2 separate regions of the Homo sapiens genome follow, and region 2 is linked to region 1. Evidence: read pairs that join two places in POLR2A ChIA-PET (ENCODE). Cell type or tissue: Caco-2. All regions are shown on one strand. Links, peaks and the distances in the headings refer to the core of each region. The heading gives the core; the rest is flanking DNA. Region 1 overlaps CFAP77 (cilia and flagella associated protein 77). Region 2 overlaps CFAP77 (cilia and flagella associated protein 77).

Region 1 (5,372 bases), core at 251-5,250:
GTGAAAAGATGCCGCAGAGACACAGCAGCTGTCTATAACCATCTGAAGCCCTGGGATTAGGACAGTGGGGGGGTTTTGCTCTCAGAGGCTTCAGAGAACAAAATGAGGACCAGAGTGTGTGTTGGAAGGGGGCAGTCCTCATAGCTGTGTGTGTTCAGAATGTGTGTTGGAAGGGGGCAGTCCTCACAGCTGACACTTTCTGGGCCCCCACTGAGTGACCGCTGCGTCCAACACTGAGCCCTGTACCTCATCTCATTAAATACAACTCTACCAAGTAGAGACTATCATCCCTATTCTACAGATGGGGAAACTGAGGCTCAGAGACAGTCACTTGCCCAAAGTCTCCTGGCTAGTTGGAGGCAGCACCAGGATTTGAGCCGAGTCTCCCTCCAGGGCGGCTGTTCATATCCACAGGCCGCATGCTTCCAGGAGGCAGAGCAAGGCCCTGGGCGAGGAAGTCATTTCTCATCCTGAGCTCCGTTCACGTTGGTGCCAGTGGCCTGGTGCGGAGGTGAGTCCTCAGCAGCGAGATGGCGGCTACGAACAACAGTTACAGCAATGAACGGCCAACGCTGATGAGCACCTACTGGGGCCTGGCTTTCCACAGAGCAAATGGATTAATCCTCACTGCAGCCCTGTGCAGCAGACGCCCGTCACCTCTATTTATCCATGAGAAAAGGGAGGCATGGTGAGGTTCTGTCCCTCAGCAAGAGGTCACAGGTGGCGAATGGAGGTGTGGGGACTCTGTCCAGGCAGCTTACACCAGGACCCTAGCCCTTAGCGGCCTGAACAGGTTCTTTTGGGAGGTGGAGGCACTGGCTGGCTGCCCAGCCCGGGCTACCTCTGCTGGGGCTTTGGGAGCCCCCTGAACTGAGTCCGACAGGGGTCCCCTGCTCCTCAAGGCCTGCCTGCTTCCATGGACCTGGATCTCCAAGGAGTTTTGTTAAAAGGGGCCCAGGCTGAGGGCCAGTCTTGCTCGGTGGCTCACACCTGTAATCCCGTCACTTTGGGAGGCCAAGGCAAGTAGATCACTTGAGGTCAGGAGTTCGAGACCAGCCTGGGCAACATGATGAAACCTCATCTCTACTAAAAATACAAAAATTAGCCAGGTGTGGTGGTGGGTGCCTGTAATCCCAGCTACTCGGGAGGCTGAGGCACGAGAATCACTTGAACCCGGGAGGTCGAGGTTGCAGTGAGTCAAGATTGCACCACTACACCCCAGCCTGGGCGACAGAGCAAAACTTTGTCTCAAACAACAAACAAAAAAGGTGGGGGACAGGCAGGGAGCCATAACTGGGAGAAGGTAGCAGCCTGGGGCCCCCATCTTTTCCCCCTTCCACTCCCAGGAAGCCCAGCCTCCCTGGGGCCCCAGACTGGCTGCTCCTGATCCACCCTTTCTCCCTCCCCAAACTCCTGCTGCTCCTTCCTCCTTCATGGGAGCTTTGTCTCCAGAGCCAGGACAGAGACATTTTTCATGCTTTGCCTTGTTTCCCTTTCGGCTCTCCTGTGGCCCGGACAGAGATTTATTCGCGGCCTGACACTCGCGGCATCCCAAGCAGGGAGGGCTCAGGGAGGCACTGATGGGCCCGTAATGGATGGGGCCGCCACTCCCCCAGGGCCTGGCCAGGCCCGAACCCCATCCATCAGGAGCAGCTCGGTGCCAAGGTCAACGCTAACGAGGCTGGCCCGGCTGGTTCCCCTCGGAGCCTCCCAGGTTGCATCGCACATGCTCTGCTCTGCCTTTGATTTTTCCAGAGCTGGGCCTCACCCGTGTCAGGGGAGGGGCACAGCGAAAGCCCTTCTGGGAGCCAACGCTGGAGTCCAGAGTCGGGAGTCCGGCTTGGTGCCTGGCCCGGCCGTGGGCCTCTTATCGCCTCTACAGCCTCCAGCTCACAACACAATCAGAGGGGCTGCTAGGGTGAGGTTGGTTTAGCTCTTTCCGGGACACGGAGGAGATGGTGCTGCTGTGAGCCAGCCGGCACCTCCCTGGCACTGCACGAAGAACCAGGCATCAAGCCCAACACATCAGCCCACATCCCACTGTGGCAAGGGACCCCGCAAGCAAAAGTAGTCACAGAATGAGCGCGTCATGCAGAGGAGCGGTGAGCCCAGCCAGGAGGAGCTGCAGGCAGGCCCTGATACATCCCGTCGGTGGCCAGATCATCTCATCGTGTGGAGGAACAGTGAGCTCACAGGACAGAGCTGCACGCTGGGCCCCATCAGTCCCGTCGGAGGCCAGATGGGAGTGGCTGTTCAAGCTAGAAACCGCTGGAGCCTTGCATTCGTTTTGATGAATAATAGTGCCAGTTTCCGGGGCTAGACACCATGCTGGGTGCCTCATACACATCAACTCAAGAGATCCCCAGACGGGCCCTAAGGTAGCAACTGACTCTCTTATCCCCATTTTATAGACAAGGAAACCAAGGCCCAGAGACACTTGTACACAGTCATGTGGTTGCAAAGGGGTCACGCTGGGATCTGATCTCAGAACCCACATTCGTTACCTCCGGCCTATGCTGAGAGTTCATTTAGTGCCCACCTGTGCTGGGCATTGTGGTGCTGGGTGTTTGGGATACAGAGAAAATAAAACACAAAACAAACCAATATGCAATCAGCAGGTATAACAGCAAGGCAGTGCATGCTGTTTCTAGTGGGCAGAGGACCCAGGAGAGAGGGCACAAGGGTACCTTCGGGTCTGCTGAGACTTGACTCTGACTCCCCCAAGCTAAACCTCCTTCAGTCCCCTGAACTCCCTCCCTCCCCACGTTTCTCTGGACTCACAGGTGCTTTTCCCTCTGCCAGGGATGCTCGTTCCCACCTTGCCTGGCGGAGGCCTCACCGTCCTTCAGACACTCCTGTGTCTCTTGCCTGGAGAGGCCACCCTGTGTGGCCACTGCCTGCAGACCTGAGCATCTCCCCCACCAGACTCAGTGGGGCGGGCCTGGTGTTGCCCACTCCTCCTTCCCCAGTGCCAAGCATGTGCCTGCCTGGAATGTTGTAGGTGCTCAGTAAACGCTTGTTGACTGACTGCGTGAGAGGGAACAGATTGCTCAAATGCAGTGCGTCCTGGATTTTGGGAACAGGCACTATTCTAGTGCCAAGAGCACATGAGACGGCCAACTCTTTCCCGGGCACGACTCTTGCAGGGCACTGAGCTTCAGCTACAGGAGCTGTTGAAAATCATCGTTTGTTAATTTCCTGGGGTTTCTGAAACAAATTACCACACGTTCAATGGCTTAAAATAACAAAAATGAAGCGGCCGCGCGGCGGCTCACGCCTGTCATCCCAGCACTGTGGGAGGCTGAGGCGGGCGGATCACGAGGTCAGGAGTTCGACACCAGCCTGACCAATATGGTGAAATCCCGTCTCTACCAAAGATACAAAAATTAGCTGGGTGTGGTGGCACACACCTGTCATCTCAGCTTCTTGGGAGGCTGAGGCAGGAGAATCACTTGAACCTGGGAGGCAGAGGTTGCAGTGAGCCAAGATCATGCCACTGCACTCCAGCCTGGGCAACAAAAGCAAAACTCTGTTTAAAAAAAAAAAAAGTAACAAAAATGGATCCTTTCCTAGCTCTGGAAGCCGGAAGTCTGAAATCAAGGTGTTGGCAGGGCCACGCTCCCTCTGCGGGCTCTAGGGGAGGGTCTCCGACCTCCTCCAGCTCCTGGTGGCCCCAGGTGTTCCTTGGCATCCCTTCAGCCACTGCTGCCTCAAACTTCACGTGGCTGTCTCTCCTGCATCTCTGTCTTCTCCTCTTCTGTCTCTTACAAAGATATTTATCATTGGGTTTAGGGCTCAGCCAAATATCCCCAGATGATCTTATCTCAAGATCTTTAATGTAATTACATCTGCAAAGACCTCTTTTCCAAATAAGGTCAAATTTACAGGCTGGAGGAGGGTTAGGATATGGACACATCTTTTGGTGGTGGAGGGGAGACCATTCAGCCCACTCTAATCATCGAAGCATCTTAACACAAATCAAGTCAGAGTGTCCTGCATTTTAGGTGTCGTTGGGTTTTGAGAAAACAATCTTTAGAATTATAATTTTACAATGGCTTCCCCTGGAGTCTTGCTACCTGTTGGCCCCTTATGTTTTTGTGAAAAATGCAGAAGGGGTTTGTAATCAGTCAAAAGATGATAGGTATAGGCCAGGCGTGGTGGCTTACACCTGTAATCCCAGCACTTTGGGAGGCCGAGGCGGGCAGATCACCTAAGGTCAGGAGTTTGAAACCAGCCTGGCCAACATGGCGAAACCTTGTCTCTACTAAAAATATAAAAATCAGCCAAGCGTGGTGGCAGGTGCCTGCAATCCCAGCTACTTGGGAGGCTGAGGCAGGAGAATCACTTGAACCTGGGAGGTGGAGGTTGCAGTGAGCTGAGATAGTGCCTCTGCACTCCAGCCTGGGTGACAAGGGTAAAACTCCATTTCAAATAAATAAATAGATAGAGATGATAGGTATAAATGCTTTTATGAGGAGCAGGTATTTTATTTTTTTAATTTAAAAAAAATTTTAATTTTTGTGGGCACATAGTGGGTGTATATGTTTATGGGGTACATGGGATGTTTCGATACTGGCATGTAATGCATAATAATCACATCGTGGAGAATGGGGTCTCCAGCTCCTCAAGCACACAATCCAATTCTACTCTTAGTTATTTTTAAATGTGCAATTAAGTTATTATTGACTCTAGTCAAGGGAGCAAAACATTTTAACCAATCCTTTCTTTTGTGTTTATTAGAAAACTTTCCAAACAAATAGAAAAGTTCAGAAGCAACATAACTAACTCCCGTGAACCCACTACCTGGATTTAGCACGCTAACCATCTGGCCGCTTTCGCTTCTGATCCTTTCCTTTAATATTGAAGAAATAAAACGTGTCAAACACAATCTGAGGCCCCTGTGCACACCTTCCTAGCCTCAGCCCCTCCCCGTCTTCCCTGAGGACCCTCCCGAGGTTGGAGCACGCATGCTTTCCACCCAGCGTGCCCAGTTTTGCTCTGTCGTTAGCGATCCATAAATCATAGGGACTACTGAGCGGGGTCCTGTGCCCTGGAAGTCACTCTGCACATGACTCGCTCATCTCATGACACACATTTGCAACATCACCCTGTCCCACTGTCTGAATCGTCCGCCACAGGTGTACCCATCTCTCTACTGCTAAGGTGTTTCTCGTGTCCCCCCATGACAAGGCCCCCACCGGCACCCTGGCACACCTGGTGCCCCTGTGCGAGGGTCCTCGGGGTTGATGTCCACGAGCAGAGCTGCTGGTTGGAATGAGACCTCCTCTGCCTGTGCCGACAACCCCAATTGTCCTTCCGGGTGCTGGCCCCATCTGCCCTCCCATCTTCTCAACTCTTTCTACCTCCTCTGT
Region 2 (5,372 bases), core at 128-5,127, 59 kb before region 1:
CGCCACCATGCCCACACCCGCCACCACGCCCGGCTAATTTTTTGTATTTTTAGTAGAGACGGGGTTTCATCGTGGTAGCCAGGATGGTCCTGATCTCCTGACCTTGTGATCTGCCCGCCTCGCCCTCCCAAAGTGCTGGGATTACAGGTGTGAGCCACCACGCCCGGCCGATTAAGAGTTCTGTAGGCAAATGAGGTAGGGAAGATATTCCAGGCAAAAAAAAAAAAAAGCATTTGGAGAAGCAGGGAAACAGGGAGAAGGATGCAATGTGTGAGAACTACAGGTCAGTGAGTGTTCCTGGGGCAAAAAGTGGGGGCCTGGCAGTGGAGAAGTTGGGAGAGCAATAGATGGCCTCAGGATGTGGACAGAGGCTGGACATGGGTCTAGACCATTAATAATAAAAACAATGACTGCAAACACTCATTAAATTCTGCATATCAGCCACCAAACTTCTGTGAGATAGGTCCTCCTATTATCCCTTTTCACGGATGAGGAAACTGAGGCATGGTTCATTAATGTGCCTACCTACATACAGCTGGTAAGCAGAAGAGCAGAGATTTGAACTCTGTGGTCTGCCTAGACAGGCCATGAGCTTAACCACGGCACCACACTGCCCACCAGGAAATTTTGGTTCTGATACTGTAGGCCATGAGATGCCTTTAAAGATGTTAAGTGGGGCAGTGAAATGAACAGACCTGTCTTTATGCAAGACCATGTGGCTGCAGAGAGAGCCCGGATTGGAGCGGGTAAGCCGGGAGGCTCAGAGACCCAGGAGGAGGCTATGGCAGTTGTGTGAGTGAGAGGTAAGCAGCAGAGGGCAAGAAACAAATGAATGGGTTGGAGAGCTACTTAGGAGACAGCCTGATTGAGTATGGAAGATGAGGAAGAGAAGCTAAGGATGGATGTCAGGATTTTGGCTTGAGCAATGGCAGTGCCTCCAACCAAGATGGAAAATTCCAGAATGGAAGCAGGTCTGTGGAAAGATCATGAATTGGTCCGGGCACGGTGCCTCACACCTGTAATCTCAGCACTCTGGGAGGCCAAGGCAGGTGGATCACTGGAGGTCAGGAGTTCAAGACCAGCCTGGCCAACATGGTGAAACCCCGTCTCTACTATGAATACAAAAAATTAGCCGGGCATGGTGGCATGCACCTGTAATCCCAGCCACTTGGGAGGCTGAGGCAGGAGAATTGCTTGAACCTGGGAGGCGGAGGTTGCAGTGAGCTGAGATCGCGCCATTGCACTCCAGCCTGGGCAACAAGAGCGAAACTCCATCTTAAAAAAAAAAAAAAAAAAAGAAAGATCATGAATTGGATGTGGGTAGTCGGTCTGCCACAAACAGTGGTCTTTTAGCGCTGGTGGTTTTAACACTCAAGTGAGGGCCCGGAAGGCCCATGACATTCAATGATTCATAGTTTCGCGAAGATTCAAATTTGAATATCCTGCACTGTGAGGTGTGTCTGTGTGTACAGGAGTCATTTGAACTAGTGAGTGTACCTCGTCAGCCACCCAGCATCTACACTGCCACCTTACTCCATAGTTCTCTCCTCTTCATTGTGTGACACTCATGAAGATTCCTTGTCCCTTTCTTGATCCCCACCACGCCCCCTAAGTTCAGGGCCATCACTGTTTGCTACCCGAGCCAATCCTGGTTGCCTTCATTATGGCATCTCTCCACCAGCCCTCACCCCCTCCACTCTGCCTCCCACCCTGAGTCAAGGAGATTTTCTTTTTTCTTTTTCTTTTCTTTTTTTTTTTTTTCCAGAAGGAGTCTCACTCTGTCGCCTAGGCTGGAGTGCAGTGGTGTGATCTCGGCTCACTGCAACTTCCGCCTCCTGGATTCAAGCGATTCTCCTGCCTCAGCCTCCTGAGCAGCTGGGACTACAGGTGTGTGCCACTATGCCCGACTAATTTTTTATATTTTTAGTAGAGACGGGGTTTCACTGTTAGCCAGGGTGGTCTCGATCTCCTTGACCTCATGATCTGCCTGTCTCGGTCTCCCAAAGTGCTGGGATTATAGGTGTGAGCCACCGCACCCAGCCTGAGATTTTCAAAAGAACAAATCTGGTCCCATCGCTCCCCCATTGCGAGCCCATTAGGGCTCCCCTTGCTGTCTGCAGGGTGGGTCACAATGCATGTGTCTCCTCCCAGTTGGTGTGCCCTTGTGGGGAAGGTCCAGGGCAGATAGAGCTCTTCTGCAGTTCGTGCCTTGACCAGAGCATCCACTGCCTTCTCCTAAGCGGAAAGTCAAGCCTGTTGAGAACATTCTTACAGCAGCCAGGTGGCGTTGGTTTGGGCACTGATGTTATAAATAGGCAAGACCCCTTCCCGTGCCCCTGCTTTGCAAAGAGCACCTGGGCTCAGCTCTGATTACCTTGGGTACTGCAGCCTGAAGAGGAGGGGGCCAGGTTGGTGAGCAGTCCAGAAACCACAGGAGGACCAGTTGAAGGAGAAGAAAAGGCCAAAATAGAATTGGAGCATGATTTTCAAGTCTCTGAAGAAGGTGGCTTTTCTGTTTTACTCCAGAGAGAGCTATTGAACTGCCACTAACATTGGATTCTGCACCAGGAGTCAGGCCTGTGCCCAGCAACTAAGAATCAGGACTAGGACCTCGGTGGAAGCTCCAGGGAGGCAGACTCCAATTGGATATAAAGAAGAGGTGCCCGAGAGTGTGACGGATCTGTTGCTGAGATGGGGTGCCTCATGCAGCAGGGGTGCTCTGTCCCAGAAGGAACTAAACAGCCTGGAGACCCACTGACTCTGCAAGGAACATTTATTGGACCTGAGCAGGAGGGAGGACCAGATGACCCTTTCTGACTCTCAAATTCTTTGACTCTAAGAAGGAGTTCCATTCCTAATATACCTGAAAAGCTCTTAGTGGCGCTGCCATTAAGCAGAGTTAATGGCAATAAATTCTGCCATTGTATTTCTTGGCTAAGCAGAGAAAAGCATTAGACTCATGGTGTGTGCTCAGTCAACACGAACCACTTGGCTTTTCTTTTGCCAAGCAGCAAGTTAGTGAAGCTGGATGAACCTGGGGCATGGACCTGACACTCAGCCTTCACTCTTCCCTTCATGCCCTCAGTGAATCTCCATTTCCTCTTCTGTAAAAGGAGGGGAGTAACAGTGATTCCTAAAATCCTTCCCAAATTTAACGTTCAGCTTTTTAAAAAGCCAATATAGGCCGGGCGCAGTGGCTCACACCTGTAATCCTAGCACTTTGGGAGGCTGAGGCAGGTGGATTGCCTGAGCTCCGGAGTTCGAGACCAGCCTGGGCAACACGGTGAAACTCCGTCTCTGCTAAAATACAAAAAAATTAGCTGGGCAAGACGGCATGCGCCTGTAATCCCAGTTACTTGGGAGGCTGAGGCAGGAGAATTGCTTGAACCCGGGAGGCGGAGGTTGCAGTGAGCTGAGATCACGCCATTGCACTCCAGCCTGGGCGACAGAGCGAGACTCCGTCTCAAAAAATAAAATAAAATAAAGCCAATATAATTCATATATCTGGTGGAAGGAAATATATATCATGTTGGTTCCAATTGAAGCCAAAAGATTCATTTAAAAACCCCACAGAAACCGTTTGTTTTCATAAAAAGGGCTTCAGTGTGGGGGCTGGAGCCAGGGGCACCAGGTAATGAACCCCAACCCTGTATCTTGCTGCCCACTCTTGTAGCAATTCTTGGATTCTTGGGTAGGAGTCAGAAAGCTTGGATCATTCTGGATGTTTTCTCCCTTAATCAATCATCTTTTGGTCTCTCACTTCTGAGTACGTAAGAGCCATTTGCTTTTCACATTTACAATACTTTCTTTTGGAATGTTGTCCCTTACTGATTCAGAGAAAGGAGGACATTTGTTTTAACAGATTTGAATTTATCAGCGTGTGTATTTGCACCAAAGCATAATAATAATAAATTACAGTCCTAATAAGTAGGTTGCCCAGAAGGAGGGCGGTGGCACCCCCAATAATTGATGTACATTCTTTGCAATTTAGGGGCATCATAATTTATCGGGGTTCATTTTTTTTGTATCCAATTTGAAGAAAGGCAGCTGTGTTTTGTATGCAATAAACTCTGCCATTGTACTTCTTGGCTAAGCAGAGAAAAGCATCATAATTTTTTGCCTATTTCCTAGTTATTACTGCAGTATCTAGTAGCTTCTTTATGGGAAAGAGTTTATCAATATTTCAATTATAAACCCCAATTTTCAGGAGGGTTGTAACTCATCTATTTAAAAATCAGATCAGGCTGAAAACACAGTGAGTAGCTTGTCATCCCAGGAAACCGAGGGCTTTCTAAAATATTAAATAACCAGTGTAAGTCAGTTCGATTTCTTTGAACTTTTAGGGTAAAACTTTGGTTTTACTTCCCCACATGAATAAAGTGGAACTAAGCTTCTTTCTCCATAAAACGTGTTCAGGTGTTACTGAGGTTTCCATTTGCAAGTAAAGGGAACAGGTGCTGAAATCGGCATCTCTGATATTGTTCATTGGTTGGTGTGTTCTGGAAAAGCTGCCCACACATCACATTTTTTACCAATTGAGTGATAGTTTGATACAATGCCCTTTTGAATGGAACCACGTGGTGAATCCTTTTCTAGAAGTGAAGACTACTTCAGGAAAGCAAGTAAGCACTCCTAATTATGCAACAGTATCCTAGCTTTGAGAAGGCAGACATACCTATAACGTAGCCAGGGGCCAGCATTGCCCTTGTTATTGAGTGGATGGGGACAGGCCAGCCATCTAGTGGCCCAGCCCTCCTGGTAGACATGTGGACCTCAGGCACCTAAGGCCATCTGTTGACTTCAATCAGTCAGTGACTTGAGCCAATTCTCCCCACCCAAACCACACACTGAGGCACTTCTTTCAAAGTCCCCTTAAGTCAGAGAGTGATCACTTAGACCATCCCAGGATTACCTGAAGTGAGGACATCACAAAATGTCATAACATCCTACAAAAAAAAAGAAAGAAAAGGCAATAAATTAGCCTGCACAAAGAACTCCAGTCCATGGGAAGGCCCAGTGATATCTTGTGAAGTTTGTTCTACTCGCAGATCCTAGCTGGCCCTTTCCTAGGCTTTATCAGGCCTGGGACCTTGTTGATGGCAATACCATCTGTCATTGCAGCAGAGCCCAGTAGTGTGGGGTTCTTACCTTAAAAAGTGGAACTGGCTGGGTGCTGTGGCTTACACCTGTAATCCCAGCACTTTGGGAGGCCGAGGCGGGTGGATCACCTGAGGTCAGGAGTTCGAGATCAGCCTGGCCAACATGGCGAAACCTCATCTCTACTAAAAATACAAAAATTAGCCAGGTGTGGTGGCGGGCACCTGATATCCCAGCTACTCGGGAGGCTGAGGCAGGGAGGACTGCTTGAAACC

Evidence for each region. Peaks named below come from ENCODE experiments on the same cell type or tissue, not always from the same donor. Only the 100,000 strongest peaks of a DNase experiment are listed, where the experiment ranks them.
Region 2: POLR2A ChIA-PET joins it to region 1 with 6 read pairs; 2 of 35 experiments call an interaction of 5 or more read pairs at or near these places.

The regions. Positions count from the first base shown.
Region 1 is chr9:132,508,519-132,513,890 of GRCh38, forward strand. All of the region lies in intron 3 of CFAP77 (cilia and flagella associated protein 77), which reads left to right. Among named protein-coding and RNA genes, the nearest start is that of BARHL1, 71 kb to the right of the region's middle. RefSeq lists enhancers at 1,370-1,909, 1,910-2,447. In Caco-2, for the core only: no CTCF peak of the experiment used is centred there; a DNase peak (open chromatin) is centred at 2,138.
Region 2 is chr9:132,450,061-132,455,432 of GRCh38, forward strand. The region is part of intron 1 of CFAP77 (cilia and flagella associated protein 77); the gene reads left to right. Among named protein-coding and RNA genes, the nearest start is that of CFAP77, 43 kb to the left of the region's middle. In Caco-2, for the core only: no CTCF peak of the experiment used is centred there; no DNase peak of the experiment used is centred there.